4 separate regions of the Mus musculus genome follow, and all the other regions are linked to region 3. The links are chromatin loops, found by intact Hi-C in ENCODE. Cell type or tissue: heart. All regions are shown on one strand.

What was found. Hi-C counts contacts between places; a loop is a spot of excess contacts. Peaks named below come from ENCODE experiments on the same cell type or tissue, not always from the same donor. Only the 100,000 strongest peaks of a DNase experiment are listed, where the experiment ranks them.
Region 1: a loop joins it to region 3, with 3 times the contacts of the local background. A loop is called at or near these places in 6 of 42 quality-filtered maps.
Region 2: a loop joins it to region 3, with 7 times the contacts of the local background. A loop is called at or near these places in 8 of 42 quality-filtered maps.
Region 4: a loop joins it to region 3, with 1.9 times the contacts of the local background. A loop is called at or near these places in 8 of 42 quality-filtered maps.

Annotation. Positions count from the first base shown.
Region 1 is chr8:122,974,004-122,982,003 of GRCm38, forward strand. Ankrd11 (ankyrin repeat domain 11) reads right to left here. Exons shown (of 13, transcript NM_001081379.2): 2 at 726-789. Among named protein-coding and RNA genes, the nearest start is that of Gm24445, 4.9 kb to the right of the region's middle. In heart, no CTCF peak of the experiment used is centred here; no DNase peak of the experiment used is centred here.
Region 2 is chr8:123,098,432-123,106,431 of GRCm38, forward strand. It overlaps Rpl13 (ribosomal protein L13), which reads left to right and starts at 3,919. Exons shown (of 6, transcript NM_016738.5): 1 at 3,919-4,014; 2 at 4,222-4,331; 3 at 4,414-4,555; 4 at 4,752-4,925; 5 at 5,467-5,523; 6 at 6,613-6,813. The coding sequence starts at 4,228. The coding sequence ends at 6,771. It overlaps Snord68 (small nucleolar RNA, C/D box 68), which reads left to right and starts at 4,627; the gene lies at 4,627-4,674. Mir7079 (microRNA 7079) reads left to right here and starts at 6,544; the gene lies at 6,544-6,612. In heart, CTCF peaks have their summits at 3,021 (motif pointing left) and 7,647 (motif pointing right); a DNase peak (open chromatin) is centred at 3,940; H3K4me3 peaks cover 2,803 bases; H3K27ac peaks cover 3,320 bases.
Region 3 is chr8:123,037,786-123,045,785 of GRCm38, forward strand. Ankrd11 (ankyrin repeat domain 11) reads right to left here and starts at 4,499. Exons shown (of 13, transcript NM_001081379.2): 1 at 4,164-4,499. It overlaps 2810013P06Rik (RIKEN cDNA 2810013P06 gene), which reads left to right and starts at 4,790. Exons shown (of 1, transcript NR_045268.1): 1 at 4,790-6,817. In heart, CTCF peaks have their summits at 3,477 and 4,660; DNase peaks (open chromatin) are centred at 3,446, 3,626 and 4,746; H3K4me3 peaks cover 3,928 bases; H3K27ac peaks cover 3,728 bases.
Region 4 is chr8:122,922,457-122,930,456 of GRCm38, forward strand. The region is part of intron 2 of Ankrd11 (ankyrin repeat domain 11); the gene reads right to left. Among named protein-coding and RNA genes, the nearest start is that of Gm39272, 7.3 kb to the right of the region's middle. In heart, a CTCF peak has its summit at 4,524 (motif pointing right); DNase peaks (open chromatin) are centred at 1,205 and 6,375; H3K4me3 peaks cover 654 bases; H3K27ac peaks cover 1,119 bases.

The DNA.
Region 1 (8,000 bases), 64 kb before region 3:
GATTTAAAAAAAAAAAAAAGAGTAAGGAAATTTATTAAAGAGGTAGAGGGGAGGTCTGTTAACAACACAGAAAGATAACATTTGGGGGCTACTAACTTGAAAACATTAAGAACTGGACAAGACATGAACATCTTAAAACATGCCAAGACTTTTTCTTGCCAGTTATCAAATCTTCCTTTAGAAAAGACAATATGGCAGCTACCTACAATGGTGAGACCCAAGGGCAGATAGGCCTTTATAGAGAGAGATGTCCCTATTCTCAGAATACATGCCAGTCACTCTCAGGAGGTTTGGGACATATCAGCCAAAGATCCCATTCCTCCCAACTGACCACACTCAGAAAATCATAAAGTCCCCAAAACCAGCAGCATAGGATGCCAGGTCCCAAGCCACAGACCTGTCCTGCCCATTTCCAACTCTATTCTTCATGATAACAGTTAATACAACATGCACACAATACTAAACAAACAGCAACTGCTGGGCCTCCAGATGCAGCTTTAGAGATGGTGGAAGAAACAAGTGATCTTCTAGACAGGATCATCCATCTACTATTTTTTCAACAAAATCTCTCTCACAAGGACACAAGAGATGCTACTTATGGACCCCAGGAGATTTCATGGTAGGCACTCCACAACCATCCTCTCTAAATAAAATCCAGGACAGCAGTCACTACCCTGAGCAAACCTCAATCAGGCCCAAGAACAAATGCAAGAAGCAGTACTCACGGATTCCATGGCAAAAACCAGTGTTGCTCAGGAATGGGTATGAACTCCAGCAGGGCAGTATGCTCTGAAAGGAGAAAGGAAGAATAGATTAAGTCAGGGCTAATCCATTTTCTTGTATCTCTCTACCTGGACCAACTATAATATAACAAGTAAAATGTTAAAAAGGTTCCTCTCTAGCTGGTCTGGGTTTATAAAGAGCTCCTATCTGGTGGTTTGCCTTGCAGCAAGTGTTTATTCTCAATACTACAAAGCAAGGCTTCACAGGACAGGATGAGGGAAAGCTCCAACATGATTAACTGATGGCCTGGCTTGGTGTGTCTTCCTTTCCTCCCCTAGGCAAGGACTCAGCACTAGGCTCGTTTCACCTTAAGACAAGCTTAGATGGAGTTCAACAGAAATCCAAACAACATAATCATCAAACCCTTACTTATCAAAGTCTTACATTTTTGTATCCTCTAAGAGATTTTTGTTGAAACTTCTACAGTATATCATATTTCCAACCAACTTACAACTGCCTCCTTCCTGACCATCCTCCCCTCTCCACTGTCCCTTGCATGATCCCCAAAACAAGGCGATGCTTGAGGTCCAGTACAGAATATTCCTGGGCGTTCATTGGTCAGCTATCACCCAGCATGTACACCCCATTGCATGTACTTTCATGCTCAAAATCTGAAGAGGAATCCATTCTCAAAGACACAACAATGTATTTCAAGAGCCAGCTGTACATGCCTCCAGTAGTTGGGAGGTGGAGCCAAGAGAATCAAGAGTTTAAGGTCATCCTTGGCTACATCACAAACTCAAGACTCACGTGGATGGACCTACATGAAGTCTTTTCTTAAAATTGAAAAATTCCAATTCAGAAAGGATGAGTTCAGGAGCTGGAGTAATGGATCAGGTGTTACTTTTTCAGAACCTGAGTTACATCTCCAGCACCCACAAGTTGGTTTATTGTTTGTAATGCTAGGTCATGGAATCTAATGCCCTCTAATGGCCTCTGCAGGCACCAGACATGCACATGGTACACAGATATACATGTAGGCAAAACACCCATATACAGAAAGAGAAGAAAAGGCAGGAAGGGGACAACTCCAGCAACCTTCCAAAGTTAAGTTGGTGTTCTTCCTACTACTTGAGAGTGCCTGCATACTTTCTATGGGGTCAAATGTGGCTGGGATGTGCCTGTGCTCTCTACAAGGTAAGCCCATGGTGGTATAAGCCCAAGAGGCTCAGCAAAGCTGTTCACAGAGCAAATTCTTCTGGGAGAAGTTATAGGGATGTCCCTAACCCACAACCAGTGCCTTATCCTGCTTCACTTTACACAGAAGACAGGTTTCCTCTACATTTTAAAATTATGTATTACTATGTTATATGTAAATGAGTGTCTTGCCTGTATGTGCACCATGTACATGCGTGGTGTCTCTGGAGAGCAGAGGGGCATCCAATCCCTTTGAACTGGAGTTACAGACAGCTGTGCTCGAGCCATCATGTGGGCGCTAGGAACTGCACTTGGAACCTCTGTAAGAGTAGCAAGTACTCTTAACTGCTGAGTCATTTCTCTAGGCCCAACTCCAACTTACTAACTATTAAACTAAAAAAAGTCTTATCAACATTAGTGACTCTCAAAAATCTGAACAACGAGCAAAAAAAGAACAGGTCTTAAAGGAGTGGACCATCCTTAGGAACCTGTGGAGACTGGATCCAAGATTCCCTAGAGACATCTAACTCTAGAATGTTCCTGTCCCTTATATGAAGGAGGAGGAGAAAGAAAATGTGGAAGAGCAGAATTATTTGCATAAAACCTAGAAGTACCCCTCCTCAAACAATTAAAATGCTTCTATAATTATCATGTAATCAACTATTATACAATATTGTGTAGGCTACCATGATGAGGAAAGGTTTCTGTGTGCAATTTTTCTTGAGTATTTTCAATTCAAAAGGTTAATTACAAACACTATAAATATCAGACAATGAATTTGTCAGAACCATGATCTTGAATTTCCTAGTCTTCTGGGCTTGAAGATTTTTTTTTTTTTAATTTAAAAAGAGTGGGGGGGGGGGGAAGCAGTTGAGTATCCATAGTTATCTTTCAAACCTATATGGAATTTAATAGATAGAATTTACTGTGTACAATAAGAGCTCAAAATAGCAACAAAACATTACAAGATTCAAAACAATAGTTCCTGTGGAACATGAGAAGAAAGCCCAGAACCCTTTATGGCCGGGAAGAGCCAGTGGGACTCAGTATGCACACAGCGATCACAGCAGCTCCAGCACTGTAGAGTGCTGGCCGGGGCGGCCAGGAGCTGGTACCTTCGTCTCCCTCCTAATAACTGCAGAGGGGAGAGAAGAACAACAGCCTAAAGCAACAGCATGCTGCCCCCCACCCCACTGTAGGAGTAATCACACTTCTGTTTGTGACTGAACTAAAATAGTTTATTTCTGTATTTCACAACTAGGGCTTTAATTAAAGGTATAAAGACAACTTTTCATTCAGCAAATGATTTTATAGAAGAATGTATTCGTCTAAAGGTAAAATCAAAGTCCAGTATCAAAACCAAGGAATATCTTGTATCCAGTCTTGCAAAAGTCACTTTAAAACACAGATGACAAAGTGTCCACACTTCCTGTACATAGGAGAAATTGGGTAAAGTGGGTCATATGCTGTGAAGATGGTAAGATTGCCAATACAATTATTTTTAAAGGCAATTTCAAACTTAAGAAACATTACGTTTTACACATAAAAAGTATAGGAAAATGGTGAAGTAACTTTCAAAATGATGGAACAAACTACACAATCTCCCCGGAATGGCTCTTACTCTCTTACTCTTCCTTCTCTGTCCCTTCTCTCCTCTTTCCCTTCCCCCATTTCTCTCCACGTGTCCATGGCTGGTCAGTCTGTCCCTACCCCCCACTCCAACTCCCCTCTTCATGACCTAAATAAAAAAACCTCTATTGCATACTTAAAAACCTCCCTGCAATGCCTTGAGACCTGGGGTGGGGTGGGGTGGGGGGATAGAACAGGGAAAACACAACAGACCTCACCTACTCATAAGCCACGACCCCATTTACGATGAGATCCAGCTCTGAGCGTGAGCAGGGCTGAGCCAGGCAACCTTAGCGCCTGGGGCAGGAGAGGCTCTGAGGACAAGCAATGTCCGCAAGCACAATCTCCAACTTTTGCTCCCCAACATAGTAAAAAAAAAAAAAAAAAATCTAGCTTGGTTTTGCTGTACCAAGCAAGATGTTCCACGTGAATGTTACAAAGATAAAGTGAGCTTTCTTGGTCTGTCCTTAAATCTCTTTATAGGCTACGAATTAAAGCCTTAAAGCTATTAAAAACAAGTATAAGTAAGTTGAACTAGAGTACTAGCTGCTCTTACAGAAGACGCAGGTTCAATTCCTACCACCCACATGGTGGCTCACAAATTGTCCTAACTCCAGTTTCAGAGGAGATGACAACCATAAGAGCAGGACTACTGGTACAGGCACTGGAGTAGCCCCTAAGATAGTATTTCTCAATCTGTGGGCTGTGACCCTTTCACAGGGGGTTGCATGTGAGATATTTGCATTACGATTCACAACAGTAACAACATTACAGTTATGAAATAGCAACAAAAAGTAATTTTATGATTGGGGGTCACCACAGCATGAGGAACTGTATTAAAGGGTGGTGTATGAGGAACGTTGAGAACCACTGTCCGAAGGGAAGGAAGCTAACCCAAAAGGTGGGGACCAATCTCATGGGTAATATGGTTGTCCCTTCCCATACCATCATGGGAAACCCAAGCTTACATCCCCACGTGTCTGACACTGAGAAAAAGTCCTAGAATGGCCTTAAACTCCCAGTTCTCCTGACTCCACTTCCTGGATGATAAAGTTAGACATGCACCACTCTGCCTGGTCCCTTGGGTTACAATGTCTATTATCCTGTTTCTATGACCTTTTGTATGATAACGTCTTAGAAATGAAAGATGCATGAGTAGCTCTCAAAAATTAAAGAAAAGATGTGGAAATGCTCTCTGTAACCCCAGACAGTAACAAATGAACAAAAGTCAATCTCCTTCCTTACAGATGTCTGAGCACAAGGAAAACAAGCAAGCTGACCAAGGCTAGTAAGTTCAATCAATGCCATGATCCTGGCTGTGATGGCAGTTTTATAAAACAAAAACCATTGGTAGAGCTGAACAGTTAAGTACAGGGAGTGCTAAATCATTCTCCAAGTGCAAGCTCGGAGTCAAAATGTACGTGTATAAATACACATGACTATCTAATGTTGACGCGTTTCATTTCAATAACTCTACAGACTATGCCATCATGATTATCCTTCTTTACAGATGAGAAAACTGAACCATGGGTCTATGAAAAATATACAGCAGGTCACACAGTCAGTCAGTGCTGGAGGGGCTGGGACTCAAATCCAGCTAGATCCAGAGACTCCCTTTTTTCTGGAAACTCAATATTTGCACATGAAAGCTATTCTTATGGCTTTAGGGAGTCCACGAGAACTCGGAGAAACCCTGTATGGCCGGAAGTTCTCGGACAGAAATCCACAGGCAAGTGAGTTTCCTTCCCTTCCTGACAACACTAGAGTCCAACAAGCTGTGCTGGGTCATGCCTAGGACTGACCCTGGCCTCCTCCTAGAGAAGCAAGACGGTCTCAGTCTAACCCCTCCCCTTTCCCACCCACCCTCCTGGGAGGATAAAGAAGTTAAAAGAAGAAAATTCCTCACACACCTTTAAATTTAATGTTTCCTTCACCTAAAGGGAGGAAAAAAAAAAAAGGCAAAACTAAATGTTTCAATACAATTCAAACTCAAGCTAAAGAAAGTGACTCAGCGCAGCCCAAGCATCTTACGTGGAGGAAGCTTGCAAGGTTATGGAAGCTACAAAGGACAGCCCAGACACCACAAGGTCTGAATCTGCACCAAGTGTCAATCAAGAAATCCACCACAAACTCCTTCCAAAGCAACTCTCTAGGCTGGAAGGAGGAAGAATAGGAAATCTCTCCTCCTTTCTGACACTTCACTCACACATTCTAACAATAAAGACATAAAACCAACTTTTCAGACAGCCTAGAGACGGCCACTATCACAAACTCTTCTCAAACCTACACAATCCCACAGCCGTATACCTAGCAGAGCTTTGCCTTGGTTCCTTCCCACCGAAGCTCAGGTTGAAGCTCAGTTAACTCACACAGCAATGCTGGGGAAGGAGCCTGGTACATTTGTGAATCACAAAGGTGCAGCTCTCAGGAATGTAGCCAACAGATCCTGACTTCATAGAGTTAGGTCCCCTTTTAGTCCTTTTCCCCCACCACGTGAATCTGTACACTTCCTCTTGTCCCAGCAGCGTGGGCCCTACATCAAAAGCCAGAGGCTGAGGCAATGATCTAGGACTTTCAGAACTGTAAGCACAAATACATGTCTCCTTGATCATTTGCCCACGTGTGTTTTCTTTGCTGTTCACTGCCAACTTCATTACTTCTTGAGTAGTGTCGTGGGTATAGTAACGTGGCAAGAGTCCATGCTGGGGTTGTTCCCGGTGTCAATGTGAGGAGCTGTTCCGTGTGTTGGGCACAGCCTCTTCCATCAGACAGGAAATAGTACCATGCAGAGCTCTGTAAGGACTCTCATTTTACAAAGCGTCATCCGCAGAGCTCCTTACAAATCCCCTCTCTTGGTGCTCCAGAAAGACAGATTAAGAAGCAATATAACAAACCACATAAGGAAGCACCCACAGGAAAACAAAACCTACTACCAGTGAGGCTCCATTAAAACTTGAACAAGGGGGCTGAAGAGATGGCTCAGTGATAAAGTGGAAAACTGACTGCTCTTGCAAAGGACCCAAGTTTACTAATTGGCACCAACGTGACGCGATTAACAACTACCTCCAGGGTAATGTCTAGCTTCCATAGACATTCACACACATCTCACACAAATTCACTCACTCACACACGCACGCGCGCGCGCGCGCGCACACACACACACACACACACACACACACACACATTTAAATATTTAAAAAATGATTGAAATGAGTAAATAAATAATCAAACAAAAGCTTGAACCTCAGTGGACTACCTAGCTAGAAACTTCATTTTGGAGAAAGAAATGAAAAACTGAAGAATTCAAAGAGAAAAGCACATACCAGAGACAGTACAGAACCCGAAGAAAACTAACAAAAGTTATAAAATGACTCCAGTCAAGTTACAAGATACAAGTTTGTTGCCATCTGCTACCAATTCAAAGAAAAATTAAAGAAACAGATGCTTATATCACAGTCACAAAGAGTAAAACAGCAATAAAGCAAAAAAAAAAAAAAAGTCTGACTTAAATTTCTTGAGAGTAGAGAAAGATGGAAAATGGTTGGTATGTCTAAGGAAATAGGAGTTCTAATCTATAAACTCTGCTTATCCCTAAAACAACTTTAAAATTTTAAGATTCTCCTTTATGTGACAAAACTATTTTCCCCTTTAAAAAAAGATCCTTTGGGGGCTAGAGAGATGGTTCAGGACTAAGAGCACATGTTACTCTTGCAAAGGACCTGAGTTCAGATCCTAGCACCCACACCAGGAATAAAGGCAAGGTGGTCTCGTGTATAACTATGCATACTACGTGTCTGCATTCATTGTGCTTACTACAACGGACTTGGTTACTGACACACCCAAAGTATGGAGCACTCAGGTACCAGGAAAACTTGAGAGCAAGCTGGTGAGTGGCAGGTCCTCATATCTGCCACGAGGTCTCTCACACGACATCTTAACCGGAGTACCCTCTTCCTCCTCCTCGTAAGAAAGCTCCGAGTGTACGAGTAATCTGCCTAAACTCAAAGCTTAGCTCTGAAACATGCATGTAACTAGTCACACACCACCTCCCATCCACACCAGGCTCCCCTGAAATCTCTCCCAGTTTCCTTCAGGTGTGTGCTTCATCTCCTCTCCTACATGATCTTCTGAACTATGTCCCATTGCCACCGTTCTGCTTAGCAACCTCATCAGCTACTGTGATCCAACCATGCTGCTTAACTCCGCTCTGAATAACTATGTCCATGTCCAGCACTGTCAACGCATGCTTCCCATCCTCCTCGCATACACACCACACGTGAGTGTGGGCACACTGCTCTATCCAGCCTCTTCTTTTCCTGAACTTCCTGTCTGTGCAATCCTACAAGCCAGAAGCCAACAGCTGTGCCTTCTTACTGCCAAAAGTGAGATTGTAAAACCTGCCAATTCTATTGCAAGGAAAAGAAATTTAAAAAAAAAAAAAAAAAAAAAAA
Region 2 (8,000 bases), 61 kb after region 3:
GCTGGCAGTGGGAAGGGGCTGCAGGGCCAGCAGCAGCGGGGGGCGGGGTGTGTGTGTGTGTGTGTGTGTGTGTGTGTGTGTGTGTGTGTGTGAAGGGGTTTGTAAGAACATTCTGAGTTTGAGTTCTAGTTTTTAACCAAAGATTAGCATGTAATTAGGTTTTAATTTCTCTAAAGCAGGGTCTTGAGCAGGCAAGATAATGCTGCAGACCAAGTAACCTGAGTTCAGTCACTGGGCTGCTATAGTTGTCCTCTGACCAGACCATGCCGAGACACACACATGCCCAGATCCACACACACAAGATAAGCAGGCCAGGCTGGTGGCACAAGCCTTTAAGCCCAGCACTTGGGAGGCAGAAGCAGGCAGATCTTGATGAGTTTTGCGCCCTACTTAGTTGACCTACAGAGTTCCACACCAATCAGAACTATATAATGAGATGCTATTTCTAAGATAAATAAAAGACTAATAATAAATAAATGTAAAAACTGTTCACCATTGAAACAGTCCAATCTGCCTACCTTTTGTATGCATATAATTTTTCTTTTTATAGATTTTTATTTTAAAAACTTTAATTTCAAAGCCTTAGTAAACAAAAGATGTCAAGCAGCAGTATTAGGTTTAATTTTAATGTTTGTGAGCACTATTTAATGTTTCAAGAACTCTTTTTTTTTTTTTTTTTTTTTGGTTTTTCAAGACAGGGTTTCTCTGTATAGCCCTGGCTGTCCTGGAACTCACTTTGTAGACCAGGCTGGCCTCAACTCAAAAATCTGCCTGCCTCTGCCTCCCAAGTGCTGGGATTAAAGGTGTGCGCCACCACCGCTTGACAGATTTTTTTTTTTTAGTATTGTGTATAAATGTTTGGCCTTCATGCGTGTATATATATATACCACACGTATATGCTTGGTATGTATATATATCACATGTATATGCTTGGTAGACTATGCAAATGCTTAGAGGTCAGACGAGAACACTGGATCCCCTAGAACTTCAGCTATGGCTGTGACCACCTTGTTGGTGTTGGTCATCAAACGCAGGCCCTTTGCAAGAACAAGTAAATGCTCTTAAACACTGAACTGTCTTCTTAGCCCTACTTTTTGTTTTTGTTTTGTTTTTTTTTGATGGTCAGGTCCTGGTTATGGAGCTCTGGCTGTCATGAAGCTTGCAGTGATCCTCTTCTTTCTCTCTTCTGGGTGCTGGGCTGTGTGTACCACCAAATCCAGAAACACTGTGCCACTTGATAAAAGGTGTGGCTTAGTGGTGAAGAGCCAGGCAGTGGTGGCACACACCTTTAATCCCAGCACTCTGGAGGCAGAGGCAGGCAGATTTCTGAGTTCAAAGCCAGCCTGGTCTACAGAGTGGGTTCCAGGACAGCCAGGGCTACACAGAGAAACCCTGTCTCGAAAAAACAAAAAAGAAAAAAAAAAAGGAGCACTTAGTGAGGGATCCAGTGCTCTTCTGGCCTCTGAGCTCGGCACACACAACTCCTGCAGGCTCACACACATAAATAGTAAGTTAGTAATCCTTTTTTAAAAAACAAAAAAGATTTCTTTAATGTGTGTGCATACACTGTCGCTGTCTTCAGACACACCAGAAAAAGGCATCAGATCCCATTACAAATGGTTGTGAGCCACCATGTGGTTGCTGGGAATTGAACCCGAGACCTCTGGAAGAGCAGTCAGTGCTTTTAACCACTGAGCCATTTCTCCAGCCCTAAGTTAATAATCTTTAAAAATCAAAAAATCAAGGTTATGTGACTAAAAGAGTTCCAGATTATGAATGGAAGAAAGTTTATTACTGGCAGAGGCAGGTGGATCTCTGAGTTCCAGGCCAGTCTGGTCTACAGAGTGAGCCAGGACCGCCAGGGCTACACAGAGAAACCTTGTCTCGAAAAACCAAAAAAAAAAAAAAAAAAAAAAGAAAAGATGTGGTGAGGGATTAGGCAAGAGTTTTCTGACACTCCCAAACACCCAGAATTCAGTAAGTACCCACAGGGAAGGGAGGGGTTCCTGGAGCAGCTTGCCGGAAAATGAAGAGCAGGCCACAGCCATAAGCTGCTAAGTCTAGTCATGCAAAGGAATGCAAGCCCGTGCACAGCACGGCCTCAGGCACCAGGAAGCTTTCCGGTGGAATGGTGTTTGCAGAGTTCTCTGCCCAGGAGACCAGGAACTGGCGCTCAAGCTAGAGCAGGAACAACCGCCTTAGCCTCATCTTTGCATAACTGTTCCCTTCTGTGTCCACCCTGTGCAACAGAGAACAATTCAGATCACAACCTCCCTTCCCTCCCCTAATTTGATTCTAAGCAGTGTTGCAGTTTCAGAGCTCTAACGCCCACCAATGTCACGCAGCACTGCAGCTTGAGCTGGAACTCAGGTGCCGGTGCAGCGTGTCCATCCTGAACGAAAAGCTGGTGGTGGACATGGATGTCATCTTTGAGAGTAGAAAGAGACAGATACTTGGGAATGTCAAAAGAGGTCTGAGAAAACACTGTTTCAAAGAAGTGCACCTTGAATCTGGGCATTCCTTCCACAGACATTTTCTCTGGGCTGGGAAGATGGTTCAACATCAATTTCTGGCCTTTTCACCCACACTCAAAAAAAATGGCTCCCCCCTACTGAGGATTGAATTTAGCCTCTCATCCAATAGGCAAGAATTACATCCTCAGCCTGCTTCATTATGACATTATTTTCGCGCGCGCACGCGTGTGTGGTATGTGTGTGTGTGTGTTTGTGTGTGTGTGTGTGAGAGAGAGACAGAGAAAATATATATATATCATGGATGAGCTCAGCATGTAGAGCTTGGTTCTCTTCTACCATGTGGGTCCCAGGAATAAAATGGCAGCAAGTACCTTCAACCCTCTAAGCTGTCTTGCCAGCCCTTCCTTTTTAATTTTGAAAAGAGGGTTGGGCTGGAGAGATGGTTCAGCGGTTAAGAGCACGGACTGCTCTTCCAAAGGTCCTGAGTTCAACTCCCAGCAACTACATGGTGGCTCACAACCATCGGTAATGGAGTCTGATGCCCTCTTCTGGTGTGTCTGAAGACAGCTACAGTGTACTTACATAAATAAAATAAATCTTAAAAAAAAAGGAGAAGAAAAAAAAGAAAAGAGGGTTTAAGTTGCTCAAAAAGCATTGAAATTGCTATTGTCCTGTCTCATTTTCTAGATGAATTATGATTATGGTCCTGTGATATCTGGCCCGGGTATAATGTGGATTTTTAAATTTATAGCCCTCTTAATTACTGAGCCATTTCTACAGCTTCTGTAGTGGAATTTTGATCAGGAAGAAACCTGGTAATTGGGAATGAGGAGTGAAAAAAGGTTATAGGCATACAGGTGTAGGACCAGTGTATGCCTTGGCTGTTTTGTTGTCGCTGCTACTGTGGGTAGGAATTCAGTATTGTATTTCGTCACACCTGATTTCCCCCCGAGGAGTTAAGTCAGGGCTAAAGGAGTTATCTAAGTAAATGGGGGAGTTTGGGGCTGGAGAAATGACTCAGTAGTTACGATCACTGGCTGCTTGCTGTTTCAGAAGTTCAATTCTCAGCACCCAGGAACTCCGGTAGTAGGGGATCCGACGCACAGCCATGAAACCAGGGAGACACTCATACAAATAAAGTAAAAATAAATAAAAATCTTAAAGTGGGGGGGGAAGTCTGGAATGGGGGTGCGTGCTTCAGTTCTGGGGAAACATAAATTCCAGGCAAATCTATAATAAATTTTCCTGGGTGGACGGGGAAAAAACACTGGATCTAGGAGGGAGAAAGAGTTTTAGGGGTTTAATTCATAGGTGCGCCCCTGAGCACGCCGGAGATACCCACACTGCGAAGTTAGGAACCAGCGAGAATAACCAACCCGACGGCTAGAAAGGCGATGGTCCGCCGGCGGGCGGGTTCGCGTGACGTCACTTCCCTTTCGCCTGATTTTGATTGGCGTTTGAGATTGGCCGGACTCCCTACAAGCCCAGGGTGCTTTGCGGTGCCCGGTCCTTTCCGCTCGGCCGTTCTCCTGTATAGGAGGTGAGTCTCTGCCGCCGCCGGTCCCATCGTGGTCCATCGGGCTCCATCGCCCTCCATCCGCTGTCATCGGCGAAGAGAGGCCGCACGGACAGCCATGGAGGAGCCCGGGCGCCGACAGCACGGAGCCAGGGCAGGGGCGGGAGGACCCGGGACGGGGTTGGGGACCCTGGCCTTGACTCGCCGCCCTCCTCTCCCTCGCGGCCTTAGGCAGCCATGGCGCCCAGCCGGAATGGCATGATACTGAAGCCCCACTTCCACAAGGATTGGCAGCAGCGAGTGGACACTTGGTTCAACCAGCCGGCGCGCAAGATCCGCAGGTATAGATCGCGCGTGGCTCGCGTGGGCTCCAGGGCGGGGACGCGCGTGGGGCAGGAGGTGACGGCTGTGCTTTTCCTGCAGGCGCAAGGCCCGGCAGGCGAAAGCGCGTCGCATCGCCCCTCGCCCCGCGTCCGGCCCCATCAGGCCCATCGTGAGGTGCCCTACAGTGAGATACCACACCAAGGTCCGGGCTGGCAGGGGCTTCAGCCTGGAGGAGCTCAGGGTGAGTGCGGCAGGGCGAGGTCCCTTGGCAGGTCCCTCGGGCTCGGTGGAATGATGACATTCTCCGGAATCGCTGTACTGACTTGATGAAAGTACTTTTGAACCCTTTTCCATCTGATGACACCGAGTTTTCTCGGCAGGGCCGGCTTGGGGTGGGGTGACTGCGAGGTGGGTGACCAGTTTCTGTTTCTGAACAGGTGGCTGGCATCCACAAGAAAGTGGCTCGCACCATCGGCATCTCTGTGGACCCGAGGAGGCGAAACAAGTCCACGGAGTCACTGCAGGCCAACGTGCAGCGCCTGAAGGAGTACCGCTCCAAGCTCATCCTGTTCCCCAGGAAGCCTTCTGCTCCGAAGAAGGGAGACAGTTCTGTAAGTCCTGCGGGGCGGCAGAGGTCCGGCTCAGTGTAGATAGAGTCTGTGTTCTTGGATCCAGCTCTGCAGAGTTGACATGAGTGCAGCAGTGGGAGGTTAGAGCGTACTGGGGGCGGCGGTGACGCGTGCAGATCAGTGGGAGCCACTATGGTGTCCCTGGGCTTTCCAGTGTCTGTTAGTGTTGGGAGCTATTGACTTGGAGCCTGGTATGCTGTTCTAGAGCGTTCACCCTACCAGGACGTTCAGGGGCATCTCGGTACAGAAAGTATCTCGGTATTCAGAAGTGTAAAGAGTTTTGTAACAAGGATCGGTGGGTTTCTTGTCAGTGTGGGCTTCCTGAGGGTGGGGTAAGGATGGCTTTCTTCTGTTCCTTCAGTGGAGCTGTAGTCAGCCAGCGCACCGGGACGGAAAATGCTAGGTGCTGCAGGCCCAGGCAGCCTGATCCTTGGGAACTAAAGCAGACCCCGTGATAATGGGGTCTATAAGTAACAGGCATGAGATGGAAGCTGGACTCAACTTTTTCTTACTCTTAAAACAGGCTGAAGAACTTAAGCTGGCCACCCAGCTGACAGGACCTGTGATGCCCATCCGGAATGTAAGTGGACACTGCTGTAGGCTCAGCTCCGTAATAGACAAGATTGGCAGGGATAAAAAAGTGTGTTGTGACAGACTAATTAGAGACTGGTGAAGGTTTCAGGCTGGTGAAAGAAAGTTCTCTTACCTTGGGGACAACCTCCCAATCTTTGGGGTGGGGGGGCACTTTTTGTTGTTTTGAGAGAAAGAGATTCTCTGTAGCTTTGGGCTGGCCTTGAACTCAGAGATTGACTGCCTCTGCCTCCCAAGTGCTGGGTTTACAGGCATTCATTCATTACCACCATGGGCTAACTGCCAAGATTTTAAAGGACTGGCTTGTGTTCCTTTTAGAAATGCGCAGGTCCCTAACTTAGCATTCCCTACTTGTTTGGAGTGCTTGGGAGTGTAATTTTGTTCTTCTCTGAAGGGATCAGGCTTTGTGTCTTGGGCTTTCTGTTGCTATGAAGAAGTGCCATGACTAAAACCAAGTTCTGGCTTACACTTGCACCTTGGAGAAAGTCGGGGCAGGAACCTGGAGGCAGGAGTTGATGCAGAGGCCATGGGGGGGGAGACGTGCTAGGTGCTGCTCTAAGCACCCAGAGCCTCCAGCCAAGGGTGGGTCGCCCTGTGCAAGGTGGCCTGCACCCTCTCACGTAAATGAGAACTCTCTCACAAAGAGGGAAAGAGACATCAGTGTTCCTCTGCAGCCTTTGCTGTCCTGGAACTCAGTACACCAACCAGGCTGGCCTCTAACCCACACCTGCATCTGCTTTGAGGGTTAAAGGCAAGCCCGATCTTATGAAGGAATTTTCTCATTGAAGTTTTTTCTTCTGCCATCACTTTGGCTGTGTCAAGTTTTAATAAATTCACCAGAATGTGCCTTACAGAGGTTGTGGCTCTAATTTTATAATATATATTTCCATATATAAGCCAAAGCTGGTTTAGAACTTAATTTGTAGTCTATGGTGGCGAAGACTCAGGATTCTCCCATCGCAACCTGACAAATAGTGGGGATTTACTTATCCCAGGGGGTGGTTCTGCGCCCGGAGGGCTGAGGCAGTGAGTCCTGTGCACAGGTCCTGTAGGCTCCTGACTTCTGTTCTCTTTCCAGGTGTACAAAAAGGAAAAGGCCAGAGTTATCACAGAAGAAGAGAAGAACTTTAAGGCTTTTGCCAGTCTCCGAATGGCCCGTGCCAATGCCCGACTCTTTGGCATCCGAGCAAAAAGGGCGAAGGAAGCTGCAGAGCAAGATGTTGAAAAGAAAAAATAATTCTGTGTTGGAGAGCTGCAATAAATTTTCCATAAAGCAAAAGCTGGGTTTCTTTGTCTTTTTTTCTTGAGCAATAGTTGTGTGTTGCAGGTTTGAGTTAGAAGGTATTCCTAAGAGATGTGATTGAGTTTCAGCATTTTGGGCCTTAGTTATAACTGAGTGGGTGGGAGACTGCTGTTAACACCAGCTGCTGAGCTCAAACGTCGTAAATGCCATAGCCCAGCCCTAAAATTAACTTCAGCAGGGTCTTCCTTGGGGTGGTCGCTGTCTACTGTATCAGTAGCTGTAGCAGGCTCTTCTAACTTAGCCCAGAGGAAGGCTGGTGCCTGGATTTTGTAGTAACTTGCCCCTCTCTTCCCTGGTGTGACAGGATTAGGTTTGCCCCGACAGTGACTTAGAACCATGGGAGTCCTGTATTACCCTGCATGTGCAGTGCCTGTGGTGCCTGAGGCATTCTTACTACATACAAAGAGGAGAGCCCCAGAGATAGGTTTTGGGGCCTGAAGTTTTTTCTTTTTGGCCCAAGCATTCTTCAATACCTGCCTTGTCCCCCAAGCAGTAAACCACTAGAAAGCACCCTGGAAATGGGTCCCATGTTTGAAGGATTGAAGTTACTTGGAAGAGTAACGGGGGTAACATGCCTACCAGTTCGAGGGCACCATGCTGTGCCCTAGGAACAAGATATATAGGATGGCCAGGCATTGATGGCACACACCTTTAATCCCAGCACTTGGGAGGCAGAGGCAGGCGGATTTTTTAGTTTGAGGCCAGCCTGGTCTACAGAGACATTCAAGGCTAAACAGAGAAACCCTGTCTCAAAAAAAAAAAAAGATAACCTAGGATGGTGCTAGACTTGGTCATATATGAATGTCCACAAGGGGGCAGAAGTTTTTAGTACAGGTATGGTAAATGTGAAATTTATTTGTGTTAGGCCTTGATATATGTGTTGTGTACAAATCTGAGAAGGATTTAAAATCGTAAGATACCATCAGGAAGTCTGGCCCTCTGCAAGAGCAAGTGTGCTTAACCACCCACCAGCCATCTCTCCATCCCCAGGTGAGGGGAAGAACTTGATGCCAGGCTATGAGTGCAATTGAACATCCTTAGAATTTGTGGCCACTTACACAGATCAGCTCTAGTAACATTTAGTACCATCTAGGGACCATTTTGGTCTTTTTTTTTTTTTTTTTTAATTTATTTAAATAAGTGGACTGTAGCTGACTTCAGAC
Region 3 (8,000 bases):
ACGCCTTTAATCCCAGCACTTGGGAGGCAGAGGCAGGCGGATTTCTGAGTTCCAGGCCAGCCTGGTCTACAGAGTGAGTTCCAGGACAGCCAGGGCTAAAACAGAGAAACCCTGCCTCGAAGGAAAAAAAAAAGCACTCACTGCTCTTCTAGAGGACCTGAGTTCAAATCCCAGCAACCACATGGTGGCTCACAACCATCTGTAAAGGGATCTGACGCCCTTTTCTGGTGTGTCTGAAGACAGTAACAGTGTACTCACGTACATAAAATAAATCTTTAAAAAAAAAAAAAAGAATCTCGGGCTGGAGAGATGGCGGTTAAGAGCACTGACTGCTCTTCCAGAGGTCCTGAGTTCAATTCCCAGCAACCACAAAACCATCTGTAATGGGATCTGATGCCCTCTTCTGGTGTGTGTCTGAAGACAACTATGATGTACTCCTATACATTAAATAAATAAATAAATAAATAAATACTATTTTTTTTTTAAAAAAGAATCATCTCAACAGAAGTTTGTCACAGAATCAGGTTGTCTGTTTTTTTGCTGTTGCTGGGTTTGTTTGTTTGTTTGTTTGTGAGGTGGTTGTTAAAGGCTTGGGTTTGTTGGTTGTGGGCTTTTTTTCCCTTGAACATTTACATATCTATCTTGTGGCTCTGTGCCATTCAAAGCATGCAAAAGTCAAAGGACAACTTGAGGGAATCAGTTCTTGTTACCGTGTAGGACTTAGGGATCAAAGTCAGGTCATCAGGCTTGGCAGCACGAGAGAGCAAATGACTACAGGATGAGCCATTTCACAAGCCCTAGTTTTGGTTTTCTGAGACAGAATCTTGAGTTCACAACAGCCTATAACTGCTATGTAGACAACCATGACCTTGAACTCCTTCTCCTGACCCAACCCCTCAAGCACTAGTATTGTAAGAATTCACCAGCTCACAATAGTAAATTTGATGCTTATCATAAAAACAGTATTTGTAGTTCTATCATATTTTTTATTGTTTGAGGGCGCTGGTGTTCAGGAAACCTGGGTGGTAGTGCATACCTGCAACATCCTAGCATTGGTGATGATGAGAGGAAGACTAGAATTTCAAGGTTATAGTCTGCTAAATAGAAGTTCAAGGCCAGCATGGGCCACTTGAGACTGTCAAAAAAAGATGGTTTGGGTGTGTTTAAAAATGAACTACAAGAAAAAAATGAACAGGATAAATAATAATTTAAAAATACAGAATAGCAAAAACAGCTTTGTATTTAAATACAAAGCTGAATTTCAGTCTAGCGTAAGAGGTACCACAAATATCTACCAAACAAACAAGCCACTTAATAAAAATATCTATAGGAATTAATGAAGTAGTCATTAAAGTGGATCATTTTCTAAGCCTAAAAGATTTTCCATGCCAATTATCCAACTGCCTGAGTTCCGGAGCTGAGGACTGACACTCTCTTTCATATAGCTTTAAGACAAAACTGAAAAAGCTGAATTGGACAGAAATTCCATTTGAAATTCAAATGAGAACACAAACTGAAAACATTTCAAGACAATAACTCCTAGTGATGTGAGTTCATTCGATTTTTGTTTAAAGTTATCACCAGTGCCATGCTCCGTCTCCGAGCACCGCCTAAGCAGCAGTACTAAGCGGCCCAGTGTGCGGGTGGACACGCCACGCATCATCACTGTCACCTATTAACTAGCAAGTGTCTCGCTATTACGAGGAGCTCACCCATTACACTTGCCATGTGAGGGATGAAGGGACTTACATGGGGTAATGGACAGATCAAAACACTTATTTTGGCAACAAATGCAGATTATTCTCTGAACCAGCGTTTACTGATGCTTTCTAATTATGGCATTTAATTGATGGTGGGCTCACTGCCAATATGCAAAACAACCCTCCTCTTATATGTGATGAACTTAGGTATCCAAGGCACACACACACACACACAAAGCTTCTAGAAAAAAATGTTCTTACATACATGCAGCATAGTTCAACTCTACTTGTAGAAAGTTCTTCTTGTCACTGACCCAACACTGCATTATAGCTAATATGACAGGCACTAGTCATCAGCAGCCCATCTGGTTTAGTGAGATGAAAGACTGACAGAGCAGCAGGACTGACATGGCTAACCTAGAGAAAAGCATCTCACAGAAACATGCAGGTTCAAAGGCTGGTAGAAAGTTAGACTGGTCAGAGAGGAATTCTAAACTAGGTGACACTTTAAGGGAACTTCTGGCAAATTTTGCTGTGTATTGTTTACCACAGGAGGACAAAGGGAAGACAAGAAAAAGAAACACTCCTAAAAGAATCAAGCTAAGGTCAAATTTAGCGGTATCTTTTGGGTTGCTTTTCAAGGAATGCACGAGGCAAGCACAAAGAAGAGAAAAATGTCATAGCAACTTGGCCTTTGTTCCCTCCCATCCCATTCCATTCAGGATGGCCAGCCTATCACGGGAGATCCTGCTCTTAAGCGTGAAACTACAGAAAGGAGAACAACAGCTGAATGGAGTGTGGGGGAGGAAACACCAGCTATATGGAGATCCAATCCAAGGGTCACAATCAAAGTTAAGCAAGGCATTTTTGTTTTAGGTATAGCTGCAAAGTGACATTGGAGTATTTGTGCAATCATTTCAAAAGACACAGACAGAACTCTAGTCTTCAGAGCAGCTAGTGCTCCAAAAAGAAATAAAGGTCTCAGGGCAACAAGTACCATTCTCCGAGACTCTACCATGGAACTACCCAAATTATACCACTGACTAGGACTGCACACAGCAAAACACAGTAACTGTTTCCATAGCTTTCTCCACAACCCATTATCACCTACAGTCTTTGCTGAGTTAAGTCTCCTTATCCCTCATAGGCAACCCAACAGCCTAAGTAAAATTTTACGTACAAATGTGCACTTCTATTCAGTAGTTGAATGGAAGAACGTGTTGAATGGAAAGTGTTCAAAGGACCACAGAAAACTCACCAAATAGGTACAAAAACCAAATTTTTCTACCGGAAAATTTGTAAAACTGCCCAGTTTTCTCAAGTGGGTGTAAAACTTCTCACGACTGCAGAAACCACTGTGAAACATGAGAACTATACACATGTAACTAGATTTCGGAGCATACAGCCTTCCTGTGAACCAGCTTAACCTTCACCAGTCTTCCAAACCCCAGACGAGCTTTCCAGAAACATAACAAAAACAGAAAAACCTACAGGAGCACCAGGTAAAGACAAGGCCTTGAGAAAAAAAATGAGACTCCACACCAAGCCACATACATAGGAACTGAACCGCACATCCGTCTGTGAAGGGGCTAGATCCATGTGGCAGGGCCAACCCTGCACACACGTACACACACACACGGGCGCGCGCGCGCACACACACACACGCACACACACACACACACACACGCACACACACTCTCGCAGCTACCGCCTTGCCAGGGGATGATGAAATGAGGAACGGAAATTAACATTTCAGGCAACGTCTCACATTGTTCCTTGAGGCCAAAGGCTGCTCCTGCAGCCGTCGCCTACACCGCTTTCCTCCCACTCTCCCCCCCGAGTCCCGCCTTCCCCTCCCCCAGACGCCCCCCGCCGCCCCGCATTCCTGCCCCCACTCGGGCCTGCGCGCCTCCGCACCCCGCAGCTCCAGGTCCCCGGCTCGCCCGCCCCCTCCGGCTCGGCTCGCAGCCCGAGGGCCGCCTGCTCCCATTTCAAAACACGATAATAATAGGGACGCTGGGAATAACAACTACCACCAGCCCGGCGACGGAGCCCCTCCCGAGGGTCAGAGGTCGGCGCCCCGCGCCACTGAGGACCCCAGGGACTCCCGGGAGCCCGCCGTCGTCCTCACAGCGTCCCGGGACCCACTAACGCACCATCGACCCTCGCTCAAGGCCCGCCCTCGGTCCTCACGGCCGCCACAGCCCACCCCGGAGCCCTTCCTTAGCCTCTCTCGGCCGCCCGACCCCCGGGACGCCCCGAGGCCGGCCTCGGAGCCCGCCCTCGGCCCCTCATGGTCGCTCGCAGGACCCCCGCGGCCCACCGACCGGCCTCTCGCGGCGCACGGCCCGCCCCGGGGCACCCGCGGCGGCGGGCAGCGGAGGAGGCCTGCAGGCCGCAAGGCCGCAGGAACGCCCGACGCCCTCCCCGACCACCACCCCCCAGGTCCCCGGCGCCTCTCACCCGGCTCCGAGGGCGACGCGGCTCCGCGGCGGAACGGCGGCGGGGCGCGGGCGCTGCCCATGCAGCCCGCGGCCGCGTTTCCCGGGCCGCGCGGCCCGGGCGGGAAGGCGGCGTCGGCGCGCGGGCTGGAGGCTGCGGCGAGTGCGGGGCCGGCGGGATGCAAGCCCGCCCTCGGCGTGCAGGAGCTCACGCGGGGCCGCGGCGCTCGCGCGGACGCTACTGCGGGGGCGTCTGGCCGCGGACTCCGCCGCGGCGCCTCCCCGGCTGGGGCCCTCGGTCCATCGCGCTCTGTCGCGGGCGGCCTCTGGCTCCAGGACCCAGCGGTGGCTGCGGCGGGCGCCGGCCGCATGAGAGCCTCCCGCCCATTGGCTCGCCGTATCCGCCACCGCCATTGGCCCGCCCCGCAGAGCGGCAGGGGCCGCTTACGTCACGTCGGAGAGGAAATGCGATGCCGGGGTGAAAGGGCTCAGACGGCCCGACGGCTTCCGTAACAGGCACGGGGCGGCGCTAGGGAGACGTCCGGGAATGATTGGCATCCGTGCGTAGGAGACCCAGGCGGAGAAAGCCGCTGGATTGGCTGACCTCCCTGCCACGGGACACGACGATTGGCCCTACTCGGTGCCGGAAGTGATGAGGCCGCGGTCTGGAAACAAGGTTGTTGTCGAAGGAGCCAGAAGGTGGGAGCCGGCTTGTACCGGCTGGCCTTGCGCTGCGGACGCGAGGTCGTGTGTCGCCTGTGAGCCTGTGTGAGCTTCGAGAATGTGTGTCTCTAGCCGGCAGGAGGCTCTTGCAGGAGCAAAGGCAGCCGGGATGATGGCCGCGAAGGAGAAAGGCGGCCTCGGCCCCCACCCGCGATCCGGCTCTTTCCTGGAGGTGTTCCTGGACTGCGCTTCGCTCCGAGTCCCGTGAGCCACGTTAGCAACCGGGATGTGGTGAGCTCCAGACTCTGCCCGGAGGTTTCCTTAGACACCGCGCGCGCTTCAGCCGCCTCCCTTCCCCGGCTCCAGAACTTCACCGCGATGGTTCATGAAACAACAACAACAACAAAAAAAAAGGTTGACGAACCTCAGAGCTAGGCAGCAAAGTCGCATCGTCATGTGCCTGATTGTTTGAATTTACAGAACGCGGAAAAAGTTTAATGATGGTTTGCGTTAGTAGTGATTTGGTTTGCAAACGAGCTAAAAATTCGAATCCCAGCGCTGTAGTGACCGAGACAGGCGTATCCGGAGCTCAGAGTACATTGTTGTGAACATTTCGAGTTCAAGATTTGAGTTCCATGAAACCTTTGTCTCAGAAAAATGCATAAAGTAATTGTGACGAGTCTGATATGTTGGTATAGGCTTTTTATCCCGGTACTTAGGCAGAGGCAGGCTGGATCTCTGAGTTCCGGGCCAGCTAGGGCTACACAGTGAAAGCCAATTTCATAATATAATAAAATATAAAATAACAAGTAACCAGGGCTGGAGAGATGGCTCGGCGGCTAAGAGCACGTGCTGCCCTTCTCGGCACCCACCTCAGACAGCTTCACAGCCACCTTCAGAGGACTTGACATCTTCTGACTTTTCAGGAACTCACACCCGAGTAGAGTACTCACACATATAGACTACATATAAATCTTTTAAAGTAAATGGGACCTGGGGAGATGACCTGTCGGTCAAAAGCACTCACTGGCTGCTCTTCCAGAGGATCTGGGTTCGATTCCCGGCATCTGTAACTCCTGTTCTAGAAGATCTAACATTGTCTAGGGGCTCCCCAAACATGCACTAGTACACATACATATACACAGAAAAAAAATACGCTTCTGCACAGAAAAAAATCTACAAAAAAAAAGTTTTAAGTAGTCAAACTTCCAGCCTTGTCCTATTTAAAGAGCATCTGTGTATTTGTGAACCAGAAAAGCTAAGTGACTAAAATCAATATTTATACTTCTTTGTTTTGTTTTGTTTTTGACTTTTGGGGTTTTGTTTGTTTGTTTGAGACAAGTTTTCTCTGTGGAGCCCTGGCCTTCCTGGAAATAGTTCTGTAGAGGGTTTGGGTGTTTTGTTTTGTTTGTCTGTATAAACAAAGTCTTTACAGAGCACAGATTATGAAATCATGGGATTGCACATCCCGGAGTGATGGGACCTTAGAGGTGACCTTTCTTCCCTATTTGAAGCAAATACAGAGTTTAGAGGACATGGTATGATAAAAACTGCCCTGCCCCTGTTCAAAATTCCAGCTTTGTGATGAGTAGCTGTCCTTGTAACCATGGACACTTCAACTTTTGGTTATTTTCCTGGGTAAACAGGAACAACAGATGGTGTCAATTTCATCAACATGGGACGAAGAGGATGTGAAACCTGTAAAATACATGAGCGCCTACATAAAGAAAAGCTGTCTGCTGGAGTGTACTGTGTGTATATTGTGTGGGAAGGCAGAGGACCTCTTTGTGGAGTTAGTTCTCTCCTTCGAACTTTAATGTTTCAAGGATCATAGACTCCAGGGCTGGAGAGATGGCTCGAGCGCTAGCTGCTCTTCCAGAAGTCCTGAGTTCAGTTCCCAGCAACCACATGGTGGCTCACAACCATCTCTGGTGAGTTCTGATGCCCTGTTCCGGTGTGTCTGAGGACAGCTACAGTGTACTCATATACATTAATAAATCTTTTTTAAAAATACTCATGTTTTACCTGCTGCTGTGCCATTGTCCCAGCCCAGAGATTTTTTTGTTTGTTTTTTTAAAAAAGTGGGCTAGAGCCGGGCATGGTGGCGCACACCTTTGCTTGGGAGGTATTGCGTCCCACTTGACCGGCAAGAAAGACGCAACAAACTGGAATCTTCCACGGCAAAAGCTTTATTGCTTACTTCTTCAGGAAGACCCCGAACCGGGAAAATGGCGCCGCTTTTATAGCCCACAGCGTGACGTTTCAGCACCTGATATGGCGTGACAGCTCCTCATTCGTTGCTCGCCCATCACCCCACTATTATGCCCCGATAATGGGAGTGACTGGGAGTGAGTTCACTCTCGCACCACCTGTGTACAAGGCTTGTTTACTAGTTAGGCACAGCGGAGGCCAGCACCATCTTATAATGGCGATTGCTCGCAGCACGGCTCTCCACAGGGAGGCAGAGGCAGGCAGATTTCTGAGTTGGAGGCCAGCCTGGTCTACAGAGTGAGTTCCAGGACAGCCAGGGCTATACAGAGAAACCCTGTCTCGAAAAACCAAAAAAAAAAAAAAAGTGAGTCTGTATTCAGGCCTCGCGGTACACACCTGTGGTCCTAGCACTTGGAAGCAGATGGCTCAGGAGCTCAAGACCAGCCTCTCAGCTGCACAGGGGGGGAGGGGCGGCGGGACACGACAACATTGATAGTGTGCTTGCCTAAGATGTATGCTGTGTGTTAAAGCTTACACCTCTGGCTGATAGCACTTAGAGGCAGATAACTAGAGTCTCCCTCCATAATTGAGGCTGGTCTCAAACTCTAGAGCAGTGGTTCTCAACCTTTATAGGAAGCATTAGTGCTGTGGCCCTTTAACCGTCCCTCATGGTGTGATTACCCTCAATCACAATATTTTGTTGCTACTTCATAACTAGCGTTGCTTCTGTTATGAATTATAATGTAAATATCTGTGTTTTCTGATAGTTTTAGGCAATCCCTGTGAAAGGGTCACTTGACGCATATACACACCCCAAAAAAAAGGGTTTCGCCCCCCAAGGTTGACCAATGCTCTGGATAGTCCAAACTCATGAGTCTCCCTTGATTATAGGAGGGCACTCCTGTGGCCAGTTGAGATCAAATATCTCTTAACTGGAATCTGCGCCCTTAAAAAAGAAGCCGGAGGGGGCTGGAGAGATGGCTCA
Region 4 (8,000 bases), 120 kb before region 3:
TGGGCAGGAGCAAACTTAAGAGGCTGAGCATAGGCTCTACCCCAGTCATGGCCAAGGAAGACATGGCAATCCTGGGAGCCTCATTCCTGCTCTGTGTGTCTGTAATGAGTCAGGCTTTCTTCGTACCTCTAGCAAAACAGCTACATCAAAAGCAGGCCCTCCCCACCCCAGCCAGTCAGCCAGAGACGGCAGATGCAGAAAGCAATGCTACTTTTTCACTACAATTTTATTACTGATATTTTGTAAAGTAATTAATTTGTAAATAAAGATCCTTTGCTATTCAAGTGTAATACTTTCCTATCTTCAAGTAGACTAAATACTTTAATAGATTTTCCCATATAAACTAAGCTCTCTGGGGTCTCCCTGGCTGTGAGAAAGTAGTGAACATCAAGGAGCCTGTAATATAACCAAGTCTGTCTGTCGTCACCACCACCCTAGACCTCCAAAGAACTGTAAAACAGAAAGGGTTTCACTTAAGAAAACACGCACAGATAGTTTTTTAACCTCCAAGGATGGCGGTGCATACCTATATTAGTAGCTTTTAGACAGCAGAGGGAAGGGAACAGCTGCAATTTGAGGAGACTTTCAAATTACAGAAATGACTATTCCTAAAATTAAAGAAAAAAAATGAGAAGTTTGGTAAAGTGATTAACCACAGTATGACGCTGGACAGAACTAACCAAAATGAGGAAGACAGAAAAGAGAAAGAGCTAAGGCCATGCTAGTGCTCACACAGGACTAAGAAAGACTTTGGGAAGCTACGGATAGATGGCCCTAACCCTCTGTAGCAACAGCAAATTGAATACCTCCATGCAAATGGAACCTGGCTTCCACCTCACTAGGTTATAACCTCATTAGGTTATAATGACTGCTAAAACAAAGGTTATGCAAGTGTTTGGAGTGGAAAAAAAAAGATTTTCACTTTATAGAACTGTGTTTCACTTAATTAACAAACATGATAAAAGCTAGCTAGCTAATCACACTTCACTGTAAACATGCATGAAAGAACAGAAAGTATGGAGTGCTGGAAGGTGGCACACAGCACACTGGACGCCTGAGAGTAGAGGAGCTGAGGGTACTGACCCTGCAGCCAGACCTCCCCCCCCCCCCGCCCCAGTGCCTGTGCTGGTTACCTCGTGTTTGTACTGGGAACCAGAGTCACATGGAAACAATATGAGCCCAATTCAAGACTGCATGACATTCAGAGTGAGTCAAGCCTGTACAAAGCATGCAACGGGCCACTGTGACTGTGGAACAAAACAGGTCCCTTTCAGCCTTGATAAGACAGAAAGACAGCTCTGCAAAGAGCTAGAGGACTGGGGAATAAAACGAAGAGCAGAAAGAACCTGAAAAGATTATGTGAAAAGACAGAAATACAGGCATGTGTGTTAAAGGTGTGATGCAATGACTAAAAATAGTAATCTCAGGAAAGCACAGAAAACAGACCAAGGGCAGTGAGTGAGTCAGCAGACAGCACTGGAGCAAGGAGCACCTGGAACTGAGGGGGGGGGGGGGCTGGAAGGAGGCAGTGGATCTGAAGCCCCACTGCGCTGAAGGCAAAGGACAGACCGCCCTAAGGAGATATCACTTCACAGCCACCCTTTAACTCACTGCCTACAAACACATCAACAAGGACATTAAGGTTGTGTGCAGGGGAAACTCGGGCAGAACACTGCTCCTGAGCACTATGGGATTCTGAGGTCGGATGCACCATGGGGTAATGTCTCTAATACCAAGGGAAGCAGCAAGTTCGGAAAGACGGGTGCAGTCCATAGTCTGAGTTACTCAGAGATGTGGAGGACTACTTACAGTAACAGGAAACCCAGACATAAGAGGGACGCTCACCACAGCCCTGTAATCCACTTGCTATAGAACAAAAGCCACATAACAGTAAAATCCATACAGAAACTCACCTGACAAGAGTCAGTGTTCATGAAGAAACCCCCAGCAAAATAGCCCTAAGAGTAGCCTAGATTGTCTGTGGAACACTTTCAAGGACAACCACACTCGAGACAACCACCACTAGTGAGAGCTAACCAGTTTCTTTCTGCAGTTGGTGAGGCAGCAAAGACATCCTCCTCCTCCATCTCCCTATTCCCTGCCTCCATCGCACTTCGAAGATAATACTATTCTGAACTGTATACATGAAGAACAATTAAAACAAATTACTATTTACAGACAACTCAACTGCCTATGTAGAAAAAAAAAATCACAAGGAATCCATCAAAAAGTCCTGGAAATAACAGTTTAGCAGGACAGTAGCATACAAGTCCACGGCAGAAAATCCCACTGTTTCTACATACCTATCAGTATCAGGGGAGCAGAAAAAAAAGGGTCCAACCAAAATGAAAACACAAGATTTAAGTGCAGAAAGACTTTTTTGTCTGATTAGTTTGTTTTCTGGGGCAAGGTTTGCAATGTACCTTAGACTAGCCTCAAACCTACAATCTTTCTGCCTTGGTTTCACAAGTACTGAGATTTAAAAAAAAAAAAATGTAGCCGGGTGTGGTGGCGCACGCCTTTAATCCCAGCATTTGGGAGGCAGAGGCAGGAGAATTTCTGAGTTCGAGGCCAGCCTGGTCTACAAAGTGAGCTCCAGGACAGCCAGGGCTACACAGAGAAACCCTGTCTCAAAAACAAAACAAAACAAAACAAAATAAAAAATGTAAAAGGAGAAAATCCTTTTCTCAGAGGAAAACTGGAGGTAAGGAAAATTCTTAATTAGATTAATTAATTAGACACCCAAAGCAGAATCTAAAGAGAAAAAAAAAAAGCTCACTTCCATTTTCAACCTACTGCTCTATGGAATACTTGGTGTAAGGGTGAAAAGATAAAGTGTGAACAAGGCAGGCCATGTCCAGAGCCAGGGTCAGAGAGCAGGCCTATAAGCACAGTGAAAAACAAACAGTAAAAGCAATCCGATGAGGGGACAGGAACACAGATGGCTAGTTTAATTTCAACTTGACACCAGCTAGAGGGAACTTAAACTGAGAAAATGCCTCTATAAAATCCAGTTGTATATATAGCATTTTCTTAATTAGTGATAGATAGCAGAGGCCCTAGCCCTGTGAGGGAGAGCCCAGACCACACTGGGTTCTCTAAGAAAGCAGGTGGAAGAAGCTATGAGAAGGAAGCCAGCACCCTCCACGATCTGGCTGTCAGTTTCTGCTTCCAGGACCCTGCCCTACTTGAGCTCCTGGGAAGAAAGCTCAGTCTACAAAGTGCTTGTCCTCTGAGCACCAAGATTTGGGGTTGATCCTCATGGCATATGCTTAGACAGACAGACAGATAAGCAAACAGGGATGCACAGGTTTCTGGGGCTTGTTAGCTAGTCGGTCTAGTTGACTTGTTCAGTTCCAGGTCAATGAGAGACCTTTCTTTAAAAAGGAAGAAAAGGATGGGCTGTGCTGGAGTAGCAAATACCCAATGTTTCCCTCAGGCCTCTAGATGCATCTGAACACAGACACACATATGCACAGACACACACACACACACAGACACACACACAGACACACACACAGACACACACACAAAACCATGCCCCTGTGAGACTAGCAGCGTGGGCACAGCACTGCACTCAGCTGTATTCCTGAGCAAGACCTATGACACAAAGCTCACGACCATTAAAGCAGGGGAACTCCAACAGCTATCCCAACCACGCCCTTCCAGGCAGTTCACACCTCCCTTCTCTTCATGAATACAAAGGAATGAACCAACTCTCACATGCTATGTGGATAAGAAGAGGGGAAAAAAACCCAAAACCTAAAATAGCACATGTACGTATGTACACATGTGCGTGCGTGAGCATTAGAGCGCACAAATTCCTCTTTGCAGGAATGGTAGTGTTCCTGGTTGCATTACAATTATTATTCTGAAACTTCTAAGTATGTCACGTGACATCAAGCAAATGAATGCCCTTTAGAGCCCTGATATGGTAAACTTAGGAATGACAAGGTAGAGATGAGAGGACAGCAGATAGGAACTGCCATCTGCCTCAGCTGAGGTTATCAGTCTCAGAGCTTGGTATGTTCTTTAGGAATCCTGGCATGCTAAGGTCTGGACATTCCAGGGTGGACCCAAGAGCAGAAGACTTCAAAGCCCCTCCCTACAAAGCCACTTGGCATTTTCCTTGTTTAGTGACAGAAAACAGAGTGTGTTCTTAGTACCACTTACAAGAAGATTCTTTTTTCTAATCAAATTTGTTTATAAACTTTGTACTGTGACAATTCACAGAAAAAAATGACAGTGTCACACTTCCTGACCTATGACCTACTAAGGCACCTCCTCCTATACATCACAGCATCTCTTGTTTAGACTTTGGAAAGGCTGGACAGCTCTCTAGTGGAGAACCAAGTCTCAGAGAACGTCATTCTACACTCCACAGACAGCCCTGGGACAATAATGGTGTGTGCTTTCCAGGAGTGAGCAGCCTTACAGGCATCCTCATCTCTAACTTGTTTATTTATTTATGTATAAGAGCACTCTGCCTGCATGTGTGCCTGCGTGACAGAAGAGGGCGCCATGTCCCACTGCTGCGAGCTACCAAGTGGTGCTGGGCATGGAGCTCGGGACCTCCAGAGCAGCAGCAGCTGGTGTCCTTTTATTTATTTAATGTACGTCAGTGCGCTGTCACTGTCTCCAGACACATCAGAAGAGGGCACTGGATTCCATTACAGATGGTTGTGAGCCACCATGTGGTTGCTGGGAATTGAACTCAGGACCTCTGGGAGGGCAGTTTCTCTAGCCCGGCTTTTAATCTTTACATAAAGACAGGATCATGGTCTCTTGGAGTGACACATAATAAAGAGGTACTCCATAAACCATAAAGTACAATGACTCTGGAGAGGTTGTGGTACAGAAAGCATGGCAGGCAGGCAAACAGAAGAGTCATGGCTGAGTTGCGTGTCTGAGCACAGTGCTCCCAAAGGCGATGACCCAACATGGAGGCCTTAGCCACTAGTGGTCACGACACCTGGCTTTGTTCGTGCTGCTTTCCTGGTGGAGTCTATGATATACAACAGAGACCAGTGCTGCCTTCCCTGCTTGCTTATAAACAAAGTAACTGCTGAAGAAGCTCCAGTTTCTTCCTACTCTCATCTTCTCTGGCAGAACTCTAGCACTGTTTTGTTTACACAACAGGTTCTAAAAAGTCTGAACATGATGTTGTCTAGAAGAGAATCCCTGCCCTTTCCCACACAACACTACTAGAGGTCATCTGGGGCTGTTTCACAAAGATAAAGGGCCACCCACCACGGTGGAGTTGTCCAAACTCTAGTTGTTGCTGGGCTTTAGTTCAGTATTATTTTTAGCATATTAACCATCCATTAGTTAGAGCAGCCTTAAGTTTCCAGGAATATTGAATATAAAAGAGAGTTGTCACATACCTTTACCTCAAAGGTACACAGCCTCTACATGGTCCAGCAATCACTACTAATGCCCAGTGTTCATTATTTACAACAGGTTCACACTGAGTGCTAAACGTCCTGTAATTCTCAAATGCAGTCATTTATATCCACTATTATAACACACCATATAGCCCAGTTTCACTGCTCTAAACATCCTCTGTGGTCTGGCCATCTGCTCTGCGTCCTCCTGGCCTGGCAGCCGTGGACCTGTTTTGCTTTTCTCAGGATTTACAGAACTAGAACCCTATATCATGTTGCCTTTTCAAGACAGCTTATTTATTTATTTATTTATTTATTTATTTAAGGAAGGAAGGAAGGAAGGAAGGCAGGCAGGCAGGCAGGCAGGCAGGTGAGAGAGAGAGAGAGAGAGAGAGAGAGAGAGAGAGAGAAAGGAAGAAAGAAGGAAATTTTTTTCTTTGTAAATGTCTTGTGTTTCTGTTGGAGGTGTACACACGTGCCACTCCACACACGTAGGGTCAGCAGTCCTTCCTTCTGCTGTGGGTACTGGAGATCCAATGTGGGTCATCAGCTTCCATCACAAGTGCACTTAACTGCAGAGTCATGGCATCAGAGCCCCCACGATGGGTTTCTTTAGCTTTGTAATGCACAGGTGTGGTTCCTCTGTGATTAAAGCTGGGTTGTTTTTAGCAATGAAATAATATCCTATTGTCTGGCCACATCACTGTTTATCCATTCACCTGCTGAATCTTGGCTGCTTCCAATTTTGGCAATTATGAAGAAAGAAGCTTTCTCAAGTCAATTATCAGAACAGAAAATACTGGAAGGCATATATCCATCATCACATGAAGAATGTCATTCTGTTAACTTGCCTGTGTGAACCTCTGCCCATGTTTTCAAAAACAATGGCTGGTTTGCTGCCAGAAATGTTTAGTTCTCTCTAGGATCAGAACCACACCCCTACCTTGTGTGGTGCTCATCAGTGAGCCTTCCCGCAGTCTCTCAGGCAGGAATAAGACAGGAGCTGACCCTAGTGTGCGAGTTACCGATGCTGCTGGATTGCTGGCCTCAACTTCATTCAGGCTCTAAGACAGAAGGGGAAGTTTAAAATGTCTGTCCTGAGGTGACTTTTACTTCCTATTCCATACAGAAGCCTTGTTTCTATGCTGATCCAGTCTCCCCAGTCACTTCTAACATGGTCAAAAACTGACTCACCCACGGCAACGGCTCAGCAACAGCACACAAGGACTCACTACAACACATTAGATTCTAAAGAAGACGGTGGGTTCTGTGGGCTGCCACATATACCAGATTGCTGTAGTGAAGTCAGGCAGACAGGGCTGGTCGAGAGTTCTGCATCTTCAAGGAGTGTTCTCACACTTTAGCAGTTTGGTTTTGGACAGAAGTTAACAACACTAGGCTAGGAATGAATACAGACCCAAGAATGTGACTTTTACAAAGACAGGCTTATTTGAATATCTGTATTTTCACTAAACATATCAGTTCATATAATCTGATTTGATTATAGAAAATAAGTTCTGTGGTTTCAAATGCATTAACCATATCTTACTTATACAATGTTTTATGCTTACATTTTTTTCCCCAGATGATGTGGATAGAACTACTTCATAGAGAGAAATGAGACTCCCAGAGGAAAACTGGCATACCCACATCCAGCAGCCAAAACCAGGACTGGAGGCCTCAGCATGCACAATAGCCACACAGTCCATTTCTGCCTACTGGAAGCTCCTTCACACGCCACAGTCCAATGCCATACTAAGAACCAAAACAACTCTGAGGCAAACAAATCCCAAAGATCTAAAGTCTGAGGTGCCAAAACCACATGATATTTGTAAGTATGAAAGCATGGATTTTTACAACTATTTCAGAAATCTAGAGGGTACCTGAAGGAATTATATCTTGTGATTTCCACAAAAGAACTGTGACAGCTATTCTTGGTTGTCAGCCTGACTACATCTGGAATGAACTAAAACTGAATGTGAAGGATTTTCCCCTCTAATTCAATCATTTGATGTGGGAAGACCTACTTCTAATCCAGATCTTTGAGGTGGGAAGATGCACCTTTAATCTGGGCCACACCTTCTGCTGGCAGCCGGTATAAAAGACAACACAGAGGCAGAGGCTTGCTTTCTGTGCCGGCTTGCTCTTGCTCTCACTAGCCAGGCCACTCCTTCGTGGACATCACAGCTTTGTGGGCATTACTTCTTCAGGATTTACTTCAGGGTATACAGCCTATACTGAACACTTGCTGAGACACTCAGAGTTCTCTAAGGGATCACAATTTATAGAAGGGGCATGCTCCCCACTACCACCAGAAAAAAGATATAGAATGGATGCTCCACTTTATCATATTCTGCTAAACAGGGTCTCTCATTGAAGCTGGGGCTGGGCAAGTCCCAGGCACCCTCCTCTGCCCCTACACTGCTGCAGTCACAACAAGTCTCAGCTTGCTGCATGGTTTTTAGAGCCAACCAAATCCTCATGATTGTACAGCAAGTGCTCTTAACTATTGAGCACTCAAACCCCTCTAATGTACGACCCGTAAGAGCTAACATATGGCTGAGGCTCAGCACACACACTCATCTACTATTGTTTCTTCTCCCCTAAACCAATTTT